Regions from separate parts of the Mus musculus genome. Here region 2 is linked to region 1. The links are chromatin loops, found by intact Hi-C in ENCODE. Cell type or tissue: left cerebral cortex. All regions are shown on one strand.

Region 1 (8,000 bases):
CAAAGTACTGAACACTATGGTGGGACCCATAATTACTGGCAAGGCAATGGCTATTGGGATCCAAGATCAGCAGGTAGACCTCCAGGAACTGGGCTTGCTTATGATCGAATCCAAGGGCAAGTACCAGATTCTCTAACAGACGATCGTGAAGAAGAGGAACATTGGGATCAACGAAGTGGATCACATTTTTCAAGCCCGTCCAATAAATTTTTCTTCCATCAGAAGGACAAGGGATCAGTGCAAGCACCGGAAATAAGCAGCAATTCAATTAAAGACGCTTTAGTTATGAACGAAAGGAAAGATTTTTCGAAAAACTTTGAAAAAAATGATATAAAAGAGAGAGGGCCTCCTAAAAAACGAAGGCAAGAGTTGGAGAGTGATTCTGAAAGTGATGGTGAACTACAGGCTAGAAAGAAAGTTAGAGTGGAGATGGAGCAGGGAGAATCATCTGTGCCCCAGCACTCAGAACTGATGGGGCCTTCGTGTGCTATGGATGACTTCAGGGACCCACAGCGGTGGAAAGAATTTGCCAAGCTGGGGAAGATGCCATGTTACTTTGATCTTATTGAAGAAAATGTTTATTTAACAGAAAGGTGAGCCTGACATAGTTTTTAAATAAATTTCTGCTGCTTTTTTGTTAAAAAAAATAAAAAGAAAAAGAAAAAAAGAAAAAAATCACTAATTAAAAGTAGCTTTCCAGCAGTTTAGACTGAAATAAGAGTTGAGTGATAAAATTTCGATAACAGAATCTATAAAATGTCATTTTTATTTATATTTACTAGTAGATCTCCTCCCATTTTTCATCTAAGAAAAATGATGTCTAGTTTTTTTTGTTTTTATAATTCCTTTAGTTTTAAAAAGTATAATTTAAGCTGACCTGATTTCTCCTTTAGATTCATTCTTTTTTCATGTCATTTTAAAAAGTATAAGCTAGCCTACGTTTTCTTAATTCCATTTTCATTTGAAATTCTGACAAAAATGAAAGAGAAGTTCAGTGAGCAGACAGGTGATGTTTCAGTGGAAAAACCACTTCTTTTCCAGAGGACCCAGGTTCAAGTCCAGCCACCCTCATGGTCACTCTCAGCTGTTACTCCAGTTCTAGGGAATCCCATGTTTCCTTCTGGTCTCCTCAGACGCTGCACACACAGTACACAGGCATAGCACAGGCAAAACACTCACTCATAACATTAAATAACTTTTTTTTAAAAAGGGCAAATGACTGTTAGAAACTGTTTTCCCTTTTCTTCTTTGTTTTGTTTTTCCAGACAGTTCCTTTGTATTGTCCGCTGTCCTGGAGATCATACTGTAGACCAGGCTGGCTCACACTCAGAGCTGCTTCTTCCTCTGCTTACAGCGTGCAGGATTAAAGGCCTCTGATACCACACCTAACCCGATACATTTTTCTTTAAAATTAGTGCACACCAAGCACCTTTATGTACTATAAAGCCATAATTAGAGTACAGTTTATGTACATATTTATTTTATGTGCGTTGGTCATTGGTGTTTTGCCTATATGTCTGTCTGTCTGTTAGGGTGTCAAATTCCCTGAAACTGGAGTTGCAGAGAGTTGTGAGCTGCTATGTGGGTGCTGGGAATTGAACCCTGGTCCTCTGAGAAATAGCCAGTGTTGTGGTTTTTGTTTTGGTTTTTTTGTTTTGTTTTGTTTTGTTTTTTTTGGTTTTTCGAGACCGGGTTTCTGTATAGCCCTGGCTGTCCTGGAACTCACTCTGTAGACCAGGCTGGCCTGGAACTCACTCCCTCCCTCCCTGTCGGTCTTTCTGTGAAGAATTGAGCCTAGGGCCTATTTGTATGCTATCAGCAAGTGCTCTACTAACTCGGCTAGATCTATCCCCCAGGCCTTGCTGGACTTGCCTGTTTTAGGCAGGCTTTGAACTTGGGTCCTTCCCTCGGGCTTCTAAGTAGCTTTGGTTACATACAGGCGTACAGCACCACACTGGACTTTTATCTAACTAATGCCAATGATTAGAAGATCATCATTTCTTTCTCTTATCGTCTTCTCTCTTGGGGGTGGATGAGGGTAAGAGGATAGAGAATAGAGTCTTGCCAGGCTAGCCTTGAACTCAGTTTCCACCTTAGTGTTGTCTTTTGAGTGGTTGACTTAAATATGAAATTGAGCTTCAGTAGTTATTTGATCTTTAATAGACTTACGTAACTAAATTGTATGTAATTGTACCCAATAGGAAGAAGAACAAATCCCACCGGGATATTAAGCGAATGCAGTGTGAGTGTACACCTCTTTCTAAGGATGAAAGAGCTCAAGGTGAAGTAGCATGTGGAGAAGATTGCCTTAATCGTCTCCTCATGATTGAATGGTAAGCAAGATGGTCTGCTCCACTCCTCCGTATCTCGTGTAGTGTGTGTCTTGAAATATGAAAAATAATTAGTGAAGGATAAAATCTTTACCTTTTTACTATGTTAAATGAATACTTATGAGCAATAAGATTTCCAGTGTTTAATAGAAAATAGATATTAAGACGAATTTCTGCTATATTGCTCATTAGATTAAGCATTTGGCACATAAGTGCTCTATAAAACAGTTCTATTGCTAATAAAACTGCTGGCTTTCTTTGAAATAGGATCTATTATATAGCCCTGGCTGTCCTAGAACTCGCCATATAGACCAGGCTGGCCTCAAACATATGTGCCTGAATCTGTTTGCCTCTGCCTCCCAAGTGCTGGGGTTAAGGCTTGTTAACCACCATAGGCAGCCTCTGCAAATACTTTTTTTTTAAGATTTATTTATTTTTATTTATATGGGTACACTGTAGCTGTCCCCAGACACACACCAGAAGAGCACTTCAGACTCCATCAGAGATGGTTGTGAGCCACCATGTGGCCGCTGGGAACCAAACTCAGGACCTCTGGAAGAGCAACAGTTCTCTCAACCACTGAGCCATCTCTCTAGCCCTCTGCAACTACTTTTAATTCAGTGATGCTTGTGCCCTGAGAAATAAATTGTGGTAATTTTAAACTTTGATGATGAAATAAAACAGTAAAACTTGAAAATTCAGAAGGTGAATGAATACCAGCACTCAGGAGGCAGAGGCAGGTGGACAGCCAGGGAGGGCTACACAGAGAAACCCTGACTCAAAAAGCCAATCTTTCCCCTTTGAAGTTTCCCCAGAAAAAGTATTAATATATACAACATAGGCATATATTTCTTTTTAAACACTGATCTTTCTTCAGAGATAGTTTATGGTTGTCTTTAATGATTTACTTAATTTTTTACTCTTTGGTTTCCCCCACTCTCACCTGAGACAGGATTTTTCCATGTATCTCTCTCTGGCTGTACTTAGAATTCACTATGTAGACCAGGGTGGTCTTGAACTCAGAGGCATGTACCACTATTGCTGGGTGGTTGGTTTTTTGGTTTTGTTTTTGTTAAATACATAGAAATAAAAGCATATTATGTATACTTTTGTATAATCAGACCTAATCAGAACTGCATATACAAATCTGCCTAATTTTTTGTCCTAAGTGCATTATGTCTTCTGTTAATAGTTGACCCCTAGTAATTAATTTTCTGGTGCTACATACTTGATTGGTATAATTCATAAAATGCTAAATATCTCTGCATTAAAAATGTTTCCTTTTTGTTGTTTAAGACAGGGTATATATAGCCTTGGCTGGTCTGCAACTTGCTCTGTAGATCAGCCAGGCCTAGAACTCATAGAGCTATCCATCTGCCTCTCAGTGTTAGGATTGAGTGTACCACCAGGCCTGGCTAAAAATGTTTGATAGTTATTTTTAACCAATCTGATTAATGAGAAATTCTTTTTTCTCAGTGTTTTTGTTCTTGATGCATGTGCGTGATTTAGCCTGCATGTAAGTCTGTATACTAAGTGCGTGTCTGGTGCCTGTGGAAACCAAAAGAGTAGTCTGATGCCCTGGAGCCAGAGTTGCAGATTGTTGTTAGCTGCCATATGTATGCTGAGATTCAAACCTAAATTTTCTGAAAGAACAGCTGGCCCATGTCTCTCCAACCTGATTATTTTATCCTAGAAAAAAGTATTAGTCTAGACATGGTGGTGTACACTTCTTATTCCAGCACTCAGAGGAAGAGGCAGGGAAATTTCTGTGAGTTTGAGGCCAGCCATAGAGTTTCAGGACAGCCAAGGCTCTATAGTGAATAGAACCTTTTTTGATGAGACAGTTCTGGCTTTGTAGACTAGTCTGGCCAACAATTTACTATGTAGTCCAGATTGGCTTCAAGCTCTATGAGATTGCTTCTCTACAGCCTCAATGCTGGGATTAAAGGAACGAGCTACCACTTTATTCTAAGGCTCCTTATTTTTAATATTAATGAAGTTGGTTTTCACAGCAAAACATGGAGCTTTTATTTTTGTTCCTGTTAAAGTTTCACACAAATAAGATACACATATCTCGGGCTGGCTAGATGGCACAGTGGTTAAGAGCTCCGACTGCTCTTCCGAAGGTCCCGAGTTCAAATCCCAGCAACCACATGGTGGCTCACAACCATCTGAACGAAATCTGATGCCCTCTTCTGGAGTGTCTGAAGACAGCTACAGTGTACTTACATATAATAAATAAATAAATCTTTAAAAAAAATACACATATCTCAGAAGAATAGGAAAATTGACTTTTATTTCTGTTTTTAAATTTGTGTTTGTGTGTGTATATATATGTGTGTAGTTGCATTTAAAAGACCAAATTGATGATTTGAATGGAATATAAAGAGGATGTGCACTTAAAGTTAACATAAGCAAAATAAGATTAAGTTGTTAGCTGGCATATGTATGCTGAGATTTGAACCCAAATTCTCTGGGAGAACAACTGGGCTATCTCTTAAGCCTGATTTTTAACCTGGAAAAAAAAGCTGTTGTTGGAAAAATTAATAACTAGGCTTGCAAGATGGCTCAGTGGGTAAAGGTCCTTGAAGCCTGATGATCTGTGTCTTACATAAAGGAGGGAGGTCTGACTCCTGTGAGCTGCACAAACATGCAAGATAAATGTAATTTAAAGAATGTTAAATAGCTGTATGATCAGAAAACATGCATGGTAACATAAAAGCTTAATAAGGTTTATTGGTACAGCTTTGATAAGCAAATCCAATAATTGTTCATGCACTCAAAGATTCTGTACAGATGAGAATTGTATTCCAGACACCAGGAAGTGGCAGACAAATGTTCCTCTTGATGATGAGATGACTGTGCTCCCACAGGAGCAACGTAGTCACTGAATTCTAGGGAATGCTTTTAAGTGGTAACACGGAGGAAGGGCATTGGTTAGCCACAGCTGAACTGTGTGTATAGCTGAGGTTGTTGTCACAGAACACATTCTGTTGAAGCTGCTACAGTTCTTTATGGTATTTAAAGAATTATCTTTTACCCATTTCTCATTTCAGTTCCTCTCGATGTCCAAATGGAGATTACTGTTCAAACAGACGGTTTCAGAGAAAACAGCATGCAGATGTAGAAGTCATACTTACAGAAAAGAAAGGCTGGGGCTTAAGGGCTGCTAAGGATCTTCCTTCGTAAGTTTGGTTTCTATCCCTTTCATGTCAGGTTTCTGTGTTGTTGGATTTGGTTAGGCATTTGGTTAAATGATTTATTTCAGTGATGTTTAATAATGCTCATTGTGTAGAATGACTGCTTGGCAACTAGTTTGTTAAATTGATTTTTAGAAAATGAAGAAAAAGTTCCATTTTGGGTTTTTGGAAGTTTTTTTTATTTTGTTTTTTCTTTTTGTTTTTTTTTTTTTAAACAGTCTTTAAGTTATGATGAATGATTTTTGAGGCCTTTCATTTGGCTGAATCTTCGAGTCTACACTGTTAATCCCTGAGTATTGCTATATTCTATAAATTTCCACTCCTTGATCTTTTAGTGGTTGGTTAGATTCTGGTATTTAAACTTGTTTCAATTAAAAGTGTGTCCTGAGTGCACTGTCGTTAGACTGTTGGGTATATTACAGCCCCTTTGAGAGGCCAAGTGTTCATTCTGCTGGGCTCTGACTTGGGGCAGATGACCGAATTTCTTTAAACTCTGTCTGTCTTTCATAAAACTCATGTTACACAGCTTCAGTGATCAGGGAGGAGAGTTTGGTTTTTGGTAAGAGAGGGAAAGATCCAATCTCATGTATTTTAGCATTTACTGAAATTTATAAGATAGTCTGTGTAAGACTTGGAATTTTGTCATTATGCATTACTTGCAAACTTGATACAACTCTTTGCTCAGAAAGAAACATCTTAGGATTTATTTTTTACTTTATATGTATAGGTGTTTAATCTCAATGTATGTCTGCACCACTTGTGTGCCTAGGGCCTAAGATCCATTGGATCCTATGGAATTGGAATTACAGGTGGTTGTGAGCTGCTCTGTTGGTTGCTGGGAGTTGAACCTAGGTCCTCTGGAAGAATAGGCAGTGTTCTTAATTGCTGAGCCATCCCTTTAGCTTCTTAAATATTGATTATAAAGATAGTGGTTTAACTTTTAGGTTTAGCCATGAGTGACTAGGTTGTTATTACTGAGCTCTAATTTGTTACAAAAATACATTTATATACTATATCTTTCTGTGGGTACTTTTGAGTTTTGTTGTTCATGAGATACAGAGTCTCACTGTGTAGCCCTGGCTGGCTGGGAACTCACAGTAGACCATGCTGGCCTTAGACTCACTGGGATCTGAGTGTCTCTGTCCCAACTGCTGACATTAAATGTATATGCCACCTCACTCAGCTGATATAGACAGTGATGAAAGATGGTGTTTCTCTGTGTAGCCCTGGCTATTCTGGAACTCACTCTGTAGACCAGGCTGGCCTCAAACGTACAGAAATCCCTCTGCTTCTGCCTCCCGAGTACTGGGATCAAAGGTGCACCACCTCCAACAGCCTAAATTTTTTTTTAAAAGAGAATTATTTTCAGTTGGTAGGGTAATTTTTAATAAGCACTTTGATTATATCAATATCTTATGAACAAAACTTAATGGTTTATGTTTTGTTTTTATTTGTGTCGGTGGTGGTGGTGGTCAGAGGACAAGAAACTTGTGAGAATCGGTTCTTTCTACCATGTGTATTCTAGGGATTGAGCTCAGGTTCAGTAAGGTTGAGCACATTTTTAAAATTGTTTCATTGGAGCTTAAAACTTCCTAGCGGGTCGTTTCAGTTTACAACTTAGGAACAATGCATAATAAAGCGCTTGTGTGTATATAAAGCTAATAGTTGAAGTTGTCAGTGGTAATAAAATTTCAGAGAATAAAGGAATGTGAAGAGACTTGAGATTCAATAACTTCATAAAGGATGGGTAAATAACCAAGGAGAGAACAATAAAGTATATTAAGATAACTGACAGAAGCAAAAGAGAGATTAATCACATTTAGGAATGCTACAGAGAAAGCACAAAAAAAGTGCAGTTTTTAGGATGTTCATTTATTCCCCCTATAGTGGTACATTATCATTGAATCTAAATTTGAAGCTCTACGGGCACAGCAAAGCCAGTGCTTTGGATTGTTTAAACATGTCAGACTCTGCAATCTGGAGGCAGAGTCAGGCAGATCATTTCTAGGACAGCCAGAGATGCACAGAGAAAGTACTTTAGTCTCTGTTCTATTGCTGTGAAGAGAACCATTGCCGACGAAACTCATATAATAGAAAGTATGTTTTGGGTGCTTGCTTACAATTTCAGAGGCTAATAGTGGAGAGCATTGCAGCATACAAGCAGCCATGGCTCTGGAGGAGTAGCAGTGCAGTGAGGGGTTTTTGATCTGAAGGAAGCAGGAAAGAGAGAACCTGAGACTTGAATGGGCTTTTTTTTTTTTTTTAAAGATTTATTTATTATTATATCTAAGTGCATTGTAGCTGTCTTCAGATGCACTAGAAGAGGGTGTCAGATCTCATTACGGATGGTTGTGAGCCACCATGTGGTTGTGGGATTTGAACTCCGGACCTTCGGAAGAGCAGTCAGTGCTCTTAACCACTGAGCCATCTCTCCAGCCCTTGCATGGGCTTTTGAAACCTCAAAGCCCAC
Region 2 (8,000 bases), 50 kb after region 1:
TAAGGCCATACCTATTCCTTCCACACAGTGTCACTCCCTGGTGACTAAGCATTCGAATATATGAATTTATGGGAACCATTCCACTCTCTGATCCTCATAGTCTTGTTGTCATATCACAGTACAAAAATGCACTCAGAGCTGGGCATGGTGGTGCACCCCTTTAATCCCAGCACTTGGGAGGCAGAGGCAGGCAGATTTCTGAGTTTGAGGCCAGCCTGGTCTACAAAGTGAGTTCCAGGGCAGCCAGGGCTATACAGAGAAACCCTGTCTCGGAAAAAAAAAATGCACTCAGTCTAACTTCCAAAGTCCTCTCAATACTGTTTAAAAGTTCAAAATCTCTGAGACTCCAGGCAACATCTTAACCGTAGTCCCCTATAAAAGCCAAAGGAAAAAGCAGATCACATACTTTCAGCATACAATTGTACAGAATATACATCAGCCTAGTGAGAAGTACTGGACCCAAGCCTAAAAGCAGCCAGGCAGATTCCAAACCCTCCATCACCATGCCTGGTGTCAGTGCACTCTTCAAGGTGTCCAGCTCCCTCCAGCTTTGTTGTCCGCAGCACACACACTCTTCTGTAAGCTTCCTCTCTCATCTTGTTTTTTTTTCATGGGTGCTTTTGACCTCATTGATTCTTAATTAACCTCTCAAAGGCTCTCTCTGTCCCCCAGTAAGGTCACATTGGCATTAGGGCTTCAACACATGAATTTTAGGGAAACACTTTGGTCATTCATAGTGATTATTGGGTTTTTGAAAGTGTAGCATTGCTGGAGAGACGACTTGGTGGTTAAGGTGTAGTTAAGAAAAAAACAATAGCTGAAAATTATTTCTGAAAAGTAGAGTAGGTTGAATGTTACCATTCTGCCGTCCAGGTCTGTTTATGTATGTCTGTGTCTAGTACCACAGAGATTACAAGGCGGCATCAGATCCCCCGGGGACTGGGCATCAAACCCGGTTTTTCTACAAGAAAAGCAAGTGCTCTTAGCCACTGTGCTCTAATACGGAGTTTTGTATGCTGTTAGCAGTGACTTTTTTTTGTCAATGCTAGTTGGTTTGTTTGTATTGAAGCTGGTAGATGTTGATCTAAATGACCGGTTGTTAGATATTTTTATGGCTTAGGGAGTTCCCTAAGGATCTTCATATGTATTATCTTTTCTTTTTTTTTTTTAAAGATTTATTTATTTATTATATGGAAGTACATTGTAGCTGTCTTCAGACACTCCAGAAGAGGGAGTCAGATCTCGTTACGGATGGTTGTGAGCCACCATGTGGTTGCTGGGATTTGAACTCTGGACCTTCGGAAGAGCAGTCGGGTGCTCTTACCCACTGAGCCATCTCACCAGCCCCATATGTATTATCTTGTTAACTATTTCCCATAGCATACCTTTCCTTTACCTTTTTTGAGGAAAATTAGATGTTTTATTGCTTAAGTAGGCACTTTGCCCTGTTACGTATTGAAAGGAATATCACTGATCAAAAATGTATTTATATATTTTTTAGCCTGAAATGGTTGTAACAAATAATCTACTGGACCTGCCACCACCCTCCCCTCCAAAACCAAAAACGATTGTTTTACCTCCCAACTGGAAGACAGCCCGAGACCCTGAGGGGAAGATCTACTACTACCACGTGATCACAAGGTAAGGGGTCTCGCGGGGCATGCCGCGTCTGCTGTTACTTGGGCAGCTATGCTGCCAGCTGACGTTTGATATTTATTGGCTTCTCACTGATCTAAAGTTGGACTGCTGAATTTCTAAAATCCCATGTGGGTAAGGAAGTAGGGGTGCCAGGTCACATGAGTTTGAGGGGTTTATAAAGCACAGCTACTCAAGGTCAGCCTGTGGTGGTTTTCCTCAGGAATCATCCACTGTGTTCTGTTTGCAGTTGAGGCTTGCTGATTGAGCTCTCTTGGGAGTCATCAGGCTCCAGATACTCACTCATATCTACCTTTTATTTTTCCCAGTGCTGGTATTACAAGCATGTCACAGACCGGTTTTTTATGAGGTTTCATGGGATTAAACTCAGCTTCTCTTGCTTATGCCCTGAATACTTTGCCAACTGAGCCATCTCCCTGTGTGTGCCCTTTGTTTCATTTTGAAATAGATCCATGTAGCCCAGATTGGCTTTGAATGCCTGATCATCCTCTCTGTCTGTCTCTCAAGTGCTGGGACTAGAAGTGTGCACTGCCATGCCCAGCTTCAGAGTCACATCTGAAAGTGCATGCCAGACCTTAGATTATGCCCTTTTAAAGTATGCTTTGGTATATCTACTCCATTGCATTTATTTAGAGTGAATGTATGCATGCCCAGTGTACTATGTCATACACGTAGATGTCAGAGGACAACTTGGAAAAGTTTATTTTTTAATATTATTTTGTGTGCATTGGTGTTTTGTCTGTGTGTATATCTGTGTGACGGTGTCAGATCTCCTGGAACTGGAGTTACAAACAGCTGTGAGTTGCCATGTGGGTGCTGGGAATTGAACCTGGAGCCTCTGGAAGAGCAATGAGTGCACTTAGTCGAAAAGCCATCTCTGTAGCCCTGCACCTGTTTGGTTTTGGTTTTTTGTTTGGTTGGTGGCTTGGTGGGTTGGTTGGGTTTTTGTTTCTTTTTTTTTTAAATGTGAGTTGCAAGGACTGAAGTCAGGTGGTTGGACTGGTTTGAAAGTGATTTTATCCACCAAGCTATCCTCACAGCTTGAGTTTTACTATTTTAACTATGATTCTCTATGATAGCTGGCTTCAGAGTCTTGGCTGAGAATACCTGACTACAAGTCTAGCTTTAAAAAAAAAAAAAAAAAAAAAGCCAGGTGTGGTGGTACATGCCTTTAATCCCAGCACTTGGAAAGGAAGTGAAGGCGGGTTGTCTTCATAGAGAGTTTCAGTACAGCCCAGGCTATATAGGGAGCCTCTGTCTTTAATAGTCTTTATTTATTTATTTATTTTTTATTTTGCTTCAGGTACACAATAGGTATAGTGGTTACTGGGTTTTTTTGTCTGCTCTGGGTACTTTTCTTTTTTTTTTTTCGAGACAGGGTTTCTCTGTGTAGCCCTGGATGTCCTGGAACTCACTCTGTAAACCAGGCTGGCCTGTCTCTGCCTCCTGAGTGCTGGGATTAAAGGCATGCACCACCACTGCCTGGCTCTGTGTACTTTTTAAACCCAGGGCATATTTGCGCCATTTGAAAAGCAGAGATGGGCTGGAGAGATGGCTCAGTGGTTAAGAGTACTGACTGCTCTTCCAGAGGTCCTGAGTTCAATTCCCAGCAACCACATAGTGGCTCACAACCATCTGTAATGAGATCTGACTCCCTCTTTTGGAGTGTCTGAATATATCTCTAGGCTAGAGCCATTGCTGAGGAGAAGCTATCAGAATATATCTCAATCTGACACTTCTGACTTATCTGTGTCCTGTTGTATATTACGTTTTCTAAGCTCTGTGCCAGGGCTGTCTGTTACTTTTACCCATGACCCCTTGGCTGTTCTTACCTTCTTCTAGACAGACTCAGTGGGATCCTCCTACTTGGGAAAGCCCAGGAGATGATGCCAGCCTTGAGCATGAAGCTGAAATGGACCTGGGAACCCCAACCTATGATGAAAACCCCATGAAGGTGAGTGTAGCTTTTGTGTCCTCATCATTTGAGCATCTGTGTCCTTTCATTCAGTGAGGTTAGTAACCATATTGTTCTGGGTTTTTTGTTTTCTTTCTTTGGAAAAATATGTCAAAGTTCAGAGCTGGAGAGATGGCTTAGCAGTTACAAGCACTGGCACCAGAGGACCCAGGTTCAATTTCTAGTCCTACGTGACAGGTTACAACTGCCTATAACTCCAATTTCAGGTGATCTGATACCTTTACACAGACATATATGCAGGAAACATACCAGTGTGTGTGAAATTTTAAGAAATGTCAAAGTTCTGCTGTATCAGAGGAGAGACTGAAGTCAAAGACCATTTTTAGACATTGAAGGGTCAGATGCACCCTGACTTGGTATGCACTCAAGGAATATATTTAGGAGAAATTGAGAGGCCCCCATGGCAGTTATACTCCAGTACTCGTTTATAACTTTTTAGTGTATTAACTTTTTTCTTCTTGATAGTAAATTGTATATATGGTTTCTTTTTACTTGTACTTTGTGTTTTGAAGCATAAACTATCTAGCCCAGGCTATCTTCTATCTTGTGTTGGGATTGCAAGCATGTGCCAGCATTCTCTTTGTTTTGACTCTTTAAATTGAATACTATGGTGGACATTGTAGTTTTGAGATTGGTTAGATCTGGAATGAATTTAAAAAGGCGTCATGGAGATGTCAAAGTGGATAAAGCACTTGCTGCACAGCCTGGTGACCTAAGTTCAGGTCCCTCAGCACTCCTACAGTACAGTATGACGGGGAGACCAGAAACAAGAGAGTCGTCTGGAAGCTCCTGGGCCAGCGAGGCTAGAGTACACAGCATACTTACTGGCAAGAAGTGATAAGAGAGACCCTGCCTCAAGAAAAGAAAAATCAAAGCCATTGCATATGTGGTATGCCCATATTCAAACACATATCATAAACACAGGTCAGTCATGAATGTCACCTAAGGAGCCAGAAGTGGTGTTGGTTCATACCTGTCATTATTAAGTAGGAGGATTGCAAATGTGAGGCCAGCCTTAACTTTACAGCAAGATCCTGTCTGAATGAAAACAACAAATAAGCAACAAGTGCTGGTGGGTGGCTCCGCAGGTTACGCACGCGCTTACTTGCGGGGCAGATGGCTGCTAGCCCTGGAGCCCATGCTGGAAGGAGAGGATGACAACCACAGCTGTCTCTGCCTGCCATGTGCTCACTGCGGCGTGTGCGCCCACACAAACTAAAATAATAATAAAAGCTGGACCTTGTCATTCTCAAAGAGAATAAAACTTTCTTGTTTATTTAAGCTATAAGGCAGAAGATACTATGGAAATGCTAGAAAAAAACCAGGAATAATTTTACTCTTCATTTCTTCCTCTGATGATACAGTAACTGAGGTTAGAGGTGGTTTACAAAACAAAGTACTTGCTTGTTTATAAGGAATTATCCTTATTTATCAGTAAGACTAAATTATCTCCAAGGATGTTACTTAAATCAGAAGTCATTCTATGTGTTTTAAAACCTGCGGATTTTCTTTTTCTTCTTCTTTTTCTTTTTCTTTTTCCTTTTTCTTTTCTTTTCTTTTCTTTTTTTTGTTTTTGTTTTTTTTCGAGACAGAGTTTCTCTCTATAGCCCTGGCTGCTGTCCTGGAACTCAGAAATCCGCCTGCCTCTGCCTCCCGAGTGCTGGGAGTAAAGGCAAGGTCCACTGCCTGGCAACATCCTGTTTTATCCACTCTTCAGCATTTCCAATAATTCATTCTTTGGTGTAGAATTTTGTTTCCATTTGTGATCTATTGTTTATTTGTTTGATTTTTGAGACATGGTTTCTCTGTATAGTCCTGGCTGTCTGGAACTCAATCCGTAGACCAGGCTGGGTATTTGAGTGCTACCACCACTCCGTTGGAAACATTTTCTTTCATCTTGAAGAATTTTCTTTAGTATTTCAGATCTACTGGTGATGAAGTTTTTGAGCTTGTTTTGTCTGGAAAAAAAAAAAACTCTTATCCCTTTAAAAAATAATGAGTAGGCCAGGTGTGGTGCTGCATGCCCTGGGGAGGCAGAAATAGATGGATCTCGTGAATTTGCGGCCAGCCAGGTCTACAGAGTGAGTTCCAGGACAATCAGGACTATACAAAGAAACCGTTTTTTTAAAAAGCCCAAGTAAGCCGGGCGTGGTGGCACACACCTTTAATCCCAGCACTTGGGAGGCAGAGGCAGGCGAATTTCTGAGTTTGAGGCCAGCCTGGACTACAGAGTGAGTTTCAGGACAGCCAGGGCTATACAGGGGAACCCTGTCTTGAATACTACTCCATTGTGTGATTGTACCACTATTTAGCCAGTTACTGCTGATGGGCATCTCACTTTGCTTCCAGGTTCAGTTTCTTTAGGTAAACACCAAGAAACATAATTACTGAATTACATGGTAGGAATATGTTTTAGCTTTATAGGAAACATCCAGACTCTAGAATTCTATTCTATTTTATCCTATCATATAGAAGTTTTACCTGCCTGTAAGCTTGTTTACTACAAGGCCAAAAGAAGGTGTCAGACCTCCCAGGAACTGGAATCACACATGACTGCGAGCTGCCATGAAGGTGCTGGGAATCAAACCCAGTTCCTCTGCAGGAGCAGCCAATGCTTTTAACCAGTGAGCTGTTTCCCTAGTCCCTGCATACCTGGATATAGAATTCTAAATTGACATGTTTCCCTACATTTTTTTTTTGACAGGATCTTTGTACATAGCACTGTCTGTCTTGGTACTCCCTGTGTAGACCAGGATGACCTCAAACTCACAGAGTCCATCTGCCTCTGCCTCCTGAGTTTTGGAATTAAAGACATGTGCCTGGCCTACTTGTCAGTTTATAAAGATATTATTCTTTTTTGCTTTGTTTGTTCAGACAGGGTCTTTCCCTGTAGCCTGATCTTGAACTTGATGTGGTCCTGCTGCCTTTTGTTCCCTGAATTCTGATAACAGGTGTGTGTCACCACACCCTGCTTATAATTGTTCTGATGAGAAAGATGCATTTCTTTGTTCTTCCTTATATATTATTTCTTTTCTGTTTGATTTTCAACAACTTTATTGCTATATACTTCAGCTTTCTTGTGATTGATGCACTATTATGAACCTGTATTGATACTGTTCATCAAACCTGCATTATTTTTTCTAGTCTGCCTTGGTACGTACCAAGTTGTGCTTTTCTCTGCAAGTCTCACTTGTATACATGTCTCTAGTCGGCTGGATTTGTCACAGGCCACTGTATCTCTCAATTTCCTTTTTGTTTTCAGTTTGTGTAGTTCCTGTTGTCTTCTCTTTAAAGATTACTGATGCTGCTATTTATAATAAGCTAAATTCATCCAGTGGGTTTTCAAGTTTGAAGTATGCTTGTTATAAAAATTTGCTTTTGTTTTGTTTAAGACAGGACTGTCTTAGAATTTAGTGTGTAAAGCAGACTGGCCTCAAATCCACAGACATGTTGCTTGCTTCTGCCTGCTTGGGTGCTGAGATTAAAGATGTGTGCCACCACACCCAGCTGTCTTAGTTATAGTCTCTGACCCATCAGTTTTATGTTTTCTTGTGTTTCTAGTGTAAACTCTAGACCAAAGCTTTCTGGGCTCTGTTAACCACTTTGTTCAGACATGGTGGCTGAGAAGGCAAGTGCTCTGTGGTCTTTCCAAGGGCAAAGGGTCGGGTGGTCAGGCTTGGGATCCTTTTCAGATTGTGACCTCTGAACAGGCCTTCGTCTAGTTGGGATAGCTAGAACCTACGTCAGTGTATCTCTCTCAGCAAGTTAGAGTTGTGTTCATCTACCTAGCATATGTGTAGACAGGAGAAAGGCACTCAGAGGAAAGTCTTCATACCTTAAGTTCCATTTATTTTCCCTTGGTGTCTTGATTATAAGCTCTTTAGAGCCATCCATACCTTTCATCATTGTAACAAGTTTTGGTCAATTCACAAACCTTGTGTGATACAAAGAGGTTGAAAGACAGCTGAAACTGGGTCTTTCTCATCTTAAAGTTGAGCTTAGAGCACTGCTGTAGTAGAAGTTTGTGTCCGGTACTTTGAGGTGCTCAGTAATCTTCTCTTAAGAATAGCAGAGGGGCTGGGGAGACGGCTCGGTGGGTAAGAGCACTGACTGCTCTTTCAGAGGTTCTGAGTTCAATTCCCAACAACCACATGGTGGCTCACAACCATCTGTAATGGGATCTGATGCCTTCTTCTGGTGTGTCTGAAGACAGCTACAGTGTACTGATCAAATAAATAAATAAATCTTTTTATTTAAAAGAATATATAGCAGAGATGTCACAGGAATAGTGATTTTTTTACCTATACAATTAAGGTCTGAACATTTGAAACAGGTTTATAAAATCATAAAAACCAAAATTGCAAGTACT

Evidence for each region. Hi-C counts contacts between places; a loop is a spot of excess contacts. Peaks named below come from ENCODE experiments on the same cell type or tissue, not always from the same donor. Only the 100,000 strongest peaks of a DNase experiment are listed, where the experiment ranks them.
Region 2: it touches region 1 in a loop (2.1-fold over the local background); 6 of 42 quality-filtered maps call a loop at or near these places.

The regions. Positions count from the first base shown.
Region 1 is chr9:110,550,902-110,558,901 of GRCm38, forward strand. Setd2 (SET domain containing 2) reads left to right here. Exons shown (of 21, transcript NM_001081340.2): 3 at 1-593; 4 at 2,202-2,333; 5 at 5,387-5,515. Among named protein-coding and RNA genes, the nearest start is that of Setd2, 22 kb to the left of the region's middle. In left cerebral cortex, a CTCF peak has its summit at 4,542 (motif pointing left); no DNase peak of the experiment used is centred here.
Region 2 is chr9:110,600,622-110,608,621 of GRCm38, forward strand. It overlaps Setd2 (SET domain containing 2), which reads left to right. Exons shown (of 21, transcript NM_001081340.2): 17 at 1,502-1,641; 18 at 3,499-3,610. Among named protein-coding and RNA genes, the nearest start is that of Nradd, 20 kb to the right of the region's middle. In left cerebral cortex, no CTCF peak of the experiment used is centred here; a DNase peak (open chromatin) is centred at 4,730.